Regions from separate parts of the Mus musculus genome. Here region 1 is linked to region 2. Evidence: chromatin loops called from intact Hi-C (ENCODE). Cell type or tissue: gastrocnemius. All regions are shown on one strand.

What was found. Peaks named below come from ENCODE experiments on the same cell type or tissue, not always from the same donor. Only the 100,000 strongest peaks of a DNase experiment are listed, where the experiment ranks them.
Region 1: a loop joins it to region 2, with 8 times the contacts of the local background. A loop is called at or near these places in 27 of 42 quality-filtered maps.

The regions. Positions count from the first base shown.
Region 1 is chr3:57,665,329-57,670,328 of GRCm38, forward strand. Ankub1 (ankrin repeat and ubiquitin domain containing 1) reads right to left here. Exons shown (of 4, transcript NM_001033349.2): 4 at 2,094-3,210. The coding sequence ends at 3,083. Among named protein-coding and RNA genes, the nearest start is that of Commd2, 16 kb to the left of the region's middle. In gastrocnemius, a CTCF peak has its summit at 1,889 (motif pointing right); a DNase peak (open chromatin) is centred at 1,899; H3K4me3 peaks cover 468 bases; H3K27ac peaks cover 587 bases.
Region 2 is chr3:58,120,564-58,125,563 of GRCm38, forward strand. It overlaps Gm40056 (a long non-coding RNA gene), which reads left to right. Exons shown (of 6, transcript XR_003954487.1): 4 at 1,801-1,896. Among named protein-coding and RNA genes, the nearest start is that of Gm40056, 34 kb to the left of the region's middle. In gastrocnemius, a CTCF peak has its summit at 2,340 (motif pointing left); DNase peaks (open chromatin) are centred at 2,324, 4,213, 4,474 and 4,804; H3K4me3 peaks cover 417 bases; H3K27ac peaks cover 490 bases.

The DNA of each region.
Region 1 (5,000 bases), 460 kb before region 2:
TGAGCTCGGAGAATCCATTGTTTTATTTTAATATAAATCCACATCGGGACTGAAAGTTTTAGAAAAGACACCGTGGACCACATTTTACTCAGTAAATACAACACACAGTCTTTATGTTGGTGTTTCGATGCGATGGCCAGGGGGGATTGTCCTGCCGCGTTCTTGCATTCCAGGCACAGGACACTGCAGTTGACAAAGGCCTTCAGAATTAACAGCTGGCCAGCTTCTGCGGCTGCGTGAATCGGGCAGTTAGAGACATCTGTGTGAAGGGCTTCGTGGCACCATGCTCGATAAGGGTGAACCCCAACTGCCTCATGGGGCTGCACCCCCTGCTTCAGAGCCCATTCAGTGAGCTCAGTGTGTCCGTGAAAAGCAGCGATGTACAGGGCTACCCTTTTCTGGTACCTGAACGAGTGGAACAAGTTTGGTACAAAGGGTTAGTAAGTCGAGGAAATGACAAAACCAATGCTCATTCCTTATGCTAACCGTAAGCAGGGTTTAGAAGGTCTGGGATATTGGTACAGCGGGTAAAGCGCTTCAGGTGAACCTGTAATCCGGCGCTGTGAGGGCAGAGGCAGAATTGCTGGGACTTGCTGCCCCCTGGCCTGGCTGGAGGGCCAGAGAGAGAGACCCTGTCTCGGGAGACACTTGACACCTTTCTGGAATTTCCATGCATGAGCACACAGATTCATACACATCCAACACACACATGTACAACACACACACACACACAATCAGTTCCTTTTTTTTTTTTTTTTTTTTTTTTTTTTTTTTTTTTGAGACAAGCTCTCCTATAGCCCACACTAGTTTTGAACTCACTATGTAGCTAAGTCTGGCCTCGGACCCCGTTCCTGCCTCTACCTTCTTGAGTGCTGGGATTGTAGGTAGGGGCTCTTGCACCCAGTGTGAGCTAGTTTTTAAAGATCAGTCTTGCTCCTTCCCACTCCCAATGTCTTCTCAAAGCTTGGTAGGTAAAACAAAATTCCTTCATACTTCTCCATGAGGAGGTCTCTCTCGGACTTCCAGCCTCTGCCTACCGACTGCCTGCTTTCCTCACGGGTCACCCAGTTCCTTAAAGCTATCTCGCTCCCAGGTCTTTGCATATAGTTCTGGAATACCTACTCTAACATGCTGATTTCTTTCTTTCTTTCTTTCTTTCTTTCTTTCTTTCTTTCTTTCTTTCTTTCTTTCTTTCTTTCTTTCTTTTTCCTTACCGCCTATCGGAATGCAAACCTGTAGTTCTCGACTCTTCTTTACCGGTCTCAGACACTCGTCATACTGTTCCCATGACGTGCCATCTGCAGCGTGCCCAGTCATAGCCCCTCTCATACTGAATAATAATAGCAATGAACCTTGATGTTATAGCCTGCTTACTGTGGGCCAAGCATGCTTACAACGATTGACTTAGTTCATCTCTAGGAAGCTTCTATGCTGTAAGCTTATAGACTACAACAACCATCGTTTCTTACTGCTGAATTCTTAGGACTTCACCGTAAGGTACATAATAAGTGCTCAATAAAGATGTGCTGATTAGGTAGAGAGGAATAAAAAGCATTTCAGCCTTACCATACCCATCTTTGAAATCTCGGTTTCCTTACCTGTAAAACAAAGTAAAGAGTTCCCACCCTATGGAATTACTGTTTTTATAAATAGACACAGTACAGTGTTTGATCTTGAGCAATGCACTCAATAACACAGTTGTATTAAAAGTAATACAACTATTTGTTCGGATTTAGAATATGAAACAGTATTACAACTATCCCTAAACAGAAACTGATGGGAATTTTTGTATATTTCATGGTTGTAAGAACTCTGCCTCCTGTGTTCACTCTATGAAGCCTTCGGAGCTACTGCTGGCTCCTACCCTTTAGAAAAGCGTGGTTAAATTGCCCACAAGAGGGCGCTGTTCTAAAACACCGTATCACAAACAATTCAACTGAGACTTGTGTAGCTTCTGGTTGTTAATGCAATAAAATAAATGCTGCGCGGCTTCTCCAAGCCAGCCACGTTCCACAGTTCCACAGCCCTAGACACACATTATCCTTCACATAAGGCAAAAAAAAAAAAAAAAAAGAGCGAACTATTGCTCCATCGAGAGGAGAGCTTTTTATTTGGATCGTAGCAAACACATTCAAACAGAATGAGATTCATGCCAGAGAAACACAGAGAGAAGGCAGTTTGGTATCCTGTTTGGGGTGTAACTATGGCCACTGTGTGCAAAGGATCTGGGTGGAGGTAAAGACAGGCAGCCAAGCCAGCTCTTAATAAGGCCTCTAAAGGAGAAGCTAGACTCACTGTCATTTCAAAGCTCGAATACAACCAATCATTTAAAATCAAATAGCAGCTTACGGTTTTGTAACAAATGTCTGCTGTTAAACCCCGGCTTTTTCTTTTTTCAATTAAAAAGCAATTACAGTTGTAACTCAATGCAAATTCAACAGTTGTATTTGGAGTTACATTGTTTTAACAATTAAATTTAGCTAATATATGTGGGCTTGGGAAGAAGTGGCCACTGTTTTCAGCCTATCACTTGGCAGATTTTTTTTTTAAATACTGTTACTTAATAAAATAATTAAACATGTATGGCAGAATATTTATTCTGAAGATAAGAATATTTAAAGTGTTATTATAAGTATGATATGTGCTAGGTGATGGTGGCGCATGCCTTTGATCCCAGCACCCAGAAGACAAAGGCAGGCAGATCTCTGAGTTGGAGGCCAGCCAGATCTACAGAGCAAGTTCTAGGATAGCCAGGGCTACACAGAGAAACCCTATCTTGAAAAACCAACCAACCAACCAACCAACCAACCAACCAACCAACCAACCAAGTGATATGCAAACCAAATTTGTCACAGATTTAATTAGTGTTCCAGAGAAATATCTGCCTGAATTGCAACCCATTACCAGTCCTAGTGACTCTCTTGCTATTGAATCATCAAATATCTAAAATAATAGTAATAATAATAATATCTTATCGAATTGTGTGAGGTGAAATTGGTTTGCATCAGGACTATGTCTCTACAGAGAATTCAGGTTCATGGAGGCTTAGAACTAAGTGACTTAAATCCATCTAATGTCTGATTTAGCTTCCATACTTGAGGACTGGTCCTTCTTTTGATAAGTAGTGTTGGACTTTAGGTTTTTGCCCAAGAAGACATCCCATGAGAAATTCCTTCCATCCATCCCAGACATCCAGACGAAGTGTTGTGCCTGTGGATCAAGAAAGACAGTTTATGGTCCAGTCTCTCTCTCTGTGGCTCAGCAATACATTAAAATTTAATGTTACCTTTCTCCAAACATAGCAAGATGCACAGTAAGATGAAACTTTTTATCAGGAAGCAGGGAAGATATATCTGTGTCGGCCTTTATTGGGTGGGGAAAGTCCATTAACATTCATGTACTCTGGGTTCTCTATCTTCTCAGTGAGTGCATTTAATGTCTAAATGCCAGGGATTTTCATGAGAAAATATCCCACACTTAGGAGTAGTTTCTCATTCTTCTCATTTTTTTTATGCCCATATCCATAAAGATGTTCAAGAATTCTGGACTTCTTGAACTCTTTTCGTGAGCAAGTCCTTGTTGCCCAACAAATTGTATGCAGTTTTTTTGGGGGGGGGGAATAGGCACAGCAAATAAGTATACACCCCAGACATTTACATTTATAATCAACCATAAAGAATCTGTTCAAGGAGCCAGTGAGGTGGCTCAGCAAGCAAAGGTGCTTGATGCCGAGCAGGCTTGCCTGAGTTTGATCCCAGGATCTGTGTGACGGAAGGAAAGCACTGACTCCTGCAAGCTACTCCCTGACATGAAAGATTCTGACATTAAGATCGAAAATTTTATTTACTTTGACATAAAGATTTAAATCAAATTTAAATCTTGGGGTTCAGTGGTTCAAAGCTCTTACTGTTCCTCCTAGAAACCTGAATCTGGTTCCCTTCACCCACATGGTGGCTCACAATCATCTGTAACTCAAGTTCCAAGGGAATTGATACCCTCTCTGGCTTCTGTGGACATATACACACCCTGAAACACATACACAAAAAACATAAACAAAAATAAGATTGTTTTGTTTTTTAAAAAAAGACAGGATTTCTCTTTGTAGCACTGGCTGTCCTGAAATTTACTCTGTAGACCAGGCTGGCTTGGAACTCAGAGATCTGCTTGCCTCTGTCTCCCAAGTGCTGGGATTAAAGGCGTGCACTGCCGCTGCCACCACTCCCTGACAGATAAACTTGTCTTGGATGAATATTTGATGCAGATGTAAATCATCTGCAATATCTTTTGGAGTTGACTGATATTTTAACTTTATAACTGTCACTGCTAAGAGTGTCGCTTCACATAACCACGCACTACAAATGCTGAAGGATGCTTAGGTCCTCAATTCCAAGTCAAAATCCATTGAACAGTGTGGGTGTGCATGTGTATAGAGGCTAGAGATCATTGTTGAGAATTTTTCTTAATCTACTTTTTACCTTATTTTATAAGACAAGATCTCTTCCTTGATCAAAACCTTAGCAATCTGACCACACAAGCTGGCCAGCAGGCTCCATAGAGCCTTCTGTCTGTGTTCTCTAGATCTGGGGCTCTTGGCATGCATCATTCATTGCGCCTGGATTTCATGTGGGTAGTGGGGAATCAAACCTGGGTCCTCCTGTGTGTGTGACAAGCTCTTTGTCAATTGAGCCATCTCCTCAGCTCCTCATCTAGTTTTTTTTTTTCTTTTGGAGGTGGGGACAGTCAATCTTTCCCCATATAACCCTGTTTAGCTTGGAACTTGCCACACAGATGAGAGTGACATTATATTCGTGGCGATTCTCTTGTCTGTGTCTTGTAAGTGCTAGGATTATAGGCGTGTACCGTCATGGTTAGCTCGTAGGACTGTGCTTCGCTGTGTGGTCAGGGGAATCCTCTCAGTTTAGTCTTTTATTTTCAGCCTCTCCTTAGGATTAGTGTATGCTCACAGTCCTGTGAAGCCCAGAATCCCTCCTATCCCTCCT
Region 2 (5,000 bases):
CAGCTATTATGCTGTTTAAGGCTTACTACAAATAATAAAAGTTGTGTATCTTTTATCTGGGAACTGAATGATTAGGAGGAGGGGAGGGGTAGAAATCCTGGGATGGGATTAAAACTTCAACAACACTAATCAGTAAACTCAGCAAGCTCTAGGCCAGTGAGAGACCCTGCCTCAAAATATACGATGGAGAACAGTTGAGGAAGACACCTGCCATGGACTCATAGCTTCTGTGTGTGCGCACATGTGTGTGCCTGCCCACACGCAAATGCACATACACCTGTGTGTACACCACACACAAAAACTAATCAACTAATTAATTGGTTAAAAGAATAAAAATGAAAAATGTTTCCAGAAAAGGTAGGAACATGGAACAGAAACCCAGATGGGAATTTGAATTTCCAGCCAGTGACCAACACAGCAAACTGTCCCTTAGAGGTTCATGTGCCTCCCGATCAGTCAAGCTTCCCAAACCCTCTGCTTGCCTGTAGCGAGCCATTTGGAATGTGAGCAAAGTTTCTGTAAAGGGCCACGATGAACAGAAGCAGCAGACACATCTCCTTTGCCATCTTTTTCTGTCTGGCAGCAACTGTAAAGATGGAGAGGAAGATGGACCAGGCTAGTAGAGGGAACGGGGCCTCTTAATGAAAACAAGTAAAACTACCTTGGTCTGCAGGACTGACAATGTACAGTGGTGCTGTGAGCCTCTGAGATTCCTAGGTGAATCTGCTTCGGCAACTCCCTTTATGAACATGTTTAAAAGTGAGGGGAGGTCTTTGCTTCGGGAAGCAGAGGAAATTCTAGAATGAGAACCATGGCCTCTTTTCACTCCTCCTTGCAACAAATAAGAAACCTAGTACAGACAATTACAACTCTCCACGCCTCTTTAGACAGTCATCGTGGCAAAGGTAAGAGGGATTCCCCTTTTTTCCAGACTCAAAACTTCAGCTTCAGATCCCAGACTTTTAGAGGGTCTATTGATTTTCTTGGAGACTTCTGTCTATCATCTTCCTAAGCATTTTGTTCTCTATAAAACCATGAGCAGATAGGAAGAGGACGGCGTATTCTAACTTGAGACAGAGATGTGTAAAGCTACAGGATCAGATGAGCAGGTGAAAGCTTCATCGTAGAGAAGCAAGTTGGTTGCTGCCATAAGAGAGGATTGTCCTATCTCTGCTCTCTCGGTTTGTTATGAAGGAAAGGTCTTCAGTTTGGTTAATACATCAATGGGTTTTAGGTGAGCAAACATTGGATCGAAGTTTGGTTTGAATATGGGAACTGGGAAGATCCAAAGGTCCCAGAGAGGTTCATGAGATGGGAGAAAGTAGGGTGACCACAGGTATTGTGGTTGTTAACAACCATAAAGTTCAGGGTTAAACTCTCCAGTCATTTTTCTTCTCCAAATTTTCGGTGGAGATTTTCAGATCAAAAGTACTTTAATGAGATATTTTCCCCCCAAGGAAAGGCTTATATTACAGAGAGAATCAAATTGACAAACTGGAATAGGGTAGTTTATACAGGTGGGAACAGGCTTACAGAAGACTGATTCAGCTGGATCTCTGGGTCATCCAGGACCAATTACAAAGCATCTATGTGCTTAAGGGCAATGTTTTTAAACACAGCGGGTGCACACAACCTCATGGAGTAACAGACAACGGTAAAATAGGGCTAACGAATAGATGGAAAAGCAAAGCAGGCAGTGTGGCCGTGCCTGGAGGCTCCTCCGTGGGTGGGTGGATGGGCGCATATATGGATGTATGGGTAGCACAGAAAGTGTTGAAGCAGAGACTTTTTTTTTTCCAGAAATTTACAGTCACCTGGGGTAGGGGACAACTGGAGGCAGTTTGGTGCCAATCTCCACGTATATTTGTTTCTTGGGTCTCCCAGCAGCTAGGAAGGGTAAGTAGAGGATATGGATCGTGAAGTTTGAAGACCTGCCCTTCTTTCTCCCATTCCCTGCAAAATGATATAACGTCACCCTTCAGTGGACAGCAGACACTGTTTGAGCCCTTTATGGGCTACCAGTAAATGCTTGCCCCAGCGAAGGATTGAGCCAAGGTTGCCCAGAGAGAGCGAGGTCGTGGACTCTGCTCCTCTTGGGTCCCTTCGGGAAGTACTGATTGATCAGTTTCTGAGGCTTGTCTAGAAGTAGAACAGCTACCTGCAAGCTGAATAAGCCCCTAGCTGTCATAAGGAAGGATGTTCTTCACCCTCCTCCAAAGGACAGACTTCTCCACGCCATTCTCATTCCGGGTTGGCATGACCTTGTCCTTTCTGGCAACACAAGGGCTCACGTGTGCTGGAAAACCCCTTTGCTCAGCTGCCAGCAGGCGGCGAGGACTGAAAAGGAGGAGCGCCACCTAGTGTCATTTCCAAGCAGTACCAAAGACATCCAGACTAACCCTCTTCAGAAGGAAGGGCAGTGTTGGAACAAATTCACTTTTGCCTTCGCACAATAAAAAATACTGCCCCTATTCCCCACCCCACCCCCCCCTCCAAAAAAATCCCAGAAAATATACAAAGCTGCTGATATGTGGGGGAAATGGCACGATGTGACTGACTGGAACCAGGAATCAAGGAGGAACAAGTTGTCTGAAGACCTTGACTATTCATTGATGCTGAAAAGAGCCCATCATGAGTCGGCTCAGATAGAAACCCCGAAAGGCACGTACACTGAGCCCAGTTCATGTGCATACACTGAGCCCCGTTTCTGTACAGCTTCTGGGCATTTGTTTTCATAACTGATCAGTCACATAGGATGTTCATACATTGAACGTTAGTATATAATGTCAAACCATGGGCAAAGGGAAATGCAGACTGCGCCTTGTAATTCTGCTAGTAAGAAGGCTGAAGCTAGAAAACTCCAGGTTGATCCTTCCTTGGTGCTAACGCAAGTTCAAGGCCAGTCTGGGTAACCTAGTGAAATCCTTCTCAAAATAAAAGGTAAAAGGGGGATGGAGCTGTGACCCAGTGTAGCACATAGCCCTGCACGCATAAGTCCAATCTCCGAGGAGAGGCAGAGGTGGGGGGAGGGGAGAGAGAGGGAGAGAGAGTCGTGATATAGTGTAGTGAGTGTAGTATGTGTGGTGTGTGTGTGTGGTATGTGATAATGTGGTGTGTATCTGGTATGTGATATATGTATGTTGTGTTTGTGTGTGTGTGTGTCGTATGTAGTGTGTATGTTGTGGTTTGTGTGTGGGTGTGATATGTGGTTTGTATATATGGGATGTATGTGTGTGTGGTGATAAAGTATGTGTGTGTGTGGTATGTGCAGTGTGTGGTATGTAGCATGGGGTGTGTGTATGTAGTCTGTATGTGTGTATCTGTGGTATGTGGCACGTGTGTGGTGTGTATGTATATGTGGTATGTATTTGTGTGTGTGTGTGTGTATGGTGCCTGCGTGTGTGTGTGTCTGTGGTGATACAATGTGTGTGTAGTGTTGTAAGTATGTGATATGTAGCATGTGATGTGTGTATGTGGTATGTGGTATCTGTATGCTGGGTATATGTGTATGTGTGGTATGTAGTGTGTTTATGTTGTGTTTACGTGTATGTGATATATGTTGTGTATGTGTGGTGTGTTTGTATAATATGTATATGTGTTTGTGTGTGTGGTATGTATGTGTTGCATGTGTGTGGTATGTGGGGTCTGTACGGGGGGTGTAGTTGTGTATGTGTTAGAGTGAGCAACACATAAGTTCCCTTTGTCCCTCTCTTCTGAGACAGAGACTTGGTATTGTTACCTGTGTTTTTGGAGTTTCTTGCTTATGGTACTGATACTCCTTGGTGGCTTGGGTGACTCTCCCTCATGTCTGATTGTCACGTGTTCCCATGTGTTCCATGTGGCCATTCTCCCTTTTTGCTTATTTAATATCTGTCTTTTTCTTAATGATTGTTCTGGTTCCTGACACGCTCTAGCTAAGAGACCTTCATCGATATGTTTTCATGGGATCACCCCCTCTCCTGGCTTCCTATTTCTATCTCTCAGTGTGTATCTGGATGAATACGGGCTCTTAATTTTAATGGAATCTTTCTAGATTTATCTCTGAGTATTTGACAATTTATGATCCTATACATTTCATTTTCTTTTTTAAAGAGAGAAATTTTAGACTAGTTTTAGGTTGACAGGAAAACTGACAGGAGGAACAGAGGTTTCTTTCACATCCCCCTTCCTGTCCATACGCACAATGCCACACTACCAACACCCCTGGAGAGTGCAGTACTTGCTGTCATTAATAGGCTTGTGTTGACACATCATTATAATCCCAAATCTGTCATTTACACTCCTTCTTGGTGTGCTACATTCTAAGTTTTGGAAAATGTAATGGCAGGCATTCTGCATGGGAGAATATTTTAAATAAATATAATTTAAGTAAATATATTTAAAACACAGAGTATTTTCTCTGTACTGAAATTTTGTGTTTCATCTGTTCGTATACCTTCCCTCCTGCCTATTGTCTCCATAGCTGGGCCTGTTCCAGAATGCCACACAGTGAGGTGCAAACCTGGCCTGTTTCATACAGCACTGTGTGTCTAAGCTCCTCTACATATTTCCTTGGCTTGTTAACTCATTCCTGTCTAGTGCTGAATATCCCATCCCCTGGATGAACTAACTTGTCTTAGCTAGAGTTATTATTGCTGGGATGAAATATCAATTAATGTGGGAAGGAAAGGACTTATTTTTCTCACAGTTCCACAGAACAGTTCATTATCAAAAGCAGTGAGGACAGGAAGTCACACAGGGCAAGAATTTGGATGTAGTAACTGATATCAGCAGAGGCCATGGAGGGCTGCTGCTTACTGGCTTGCTTCCCATGTTGCTCAGTCTACTTTATTATACAACCTAGGACCACCAGCCAGTAGGTCACCCTACCCACAATGGGTTGGGCTCTCTCCCATGAATCACTAATTTTAAAATGTTCTACATGCTTTCCTATAGGGTGATTTTAGGGAGATATGTTCTCAATCAAGGCTCCCTTCTCTCTGATGACTCTAGCTTGTGTC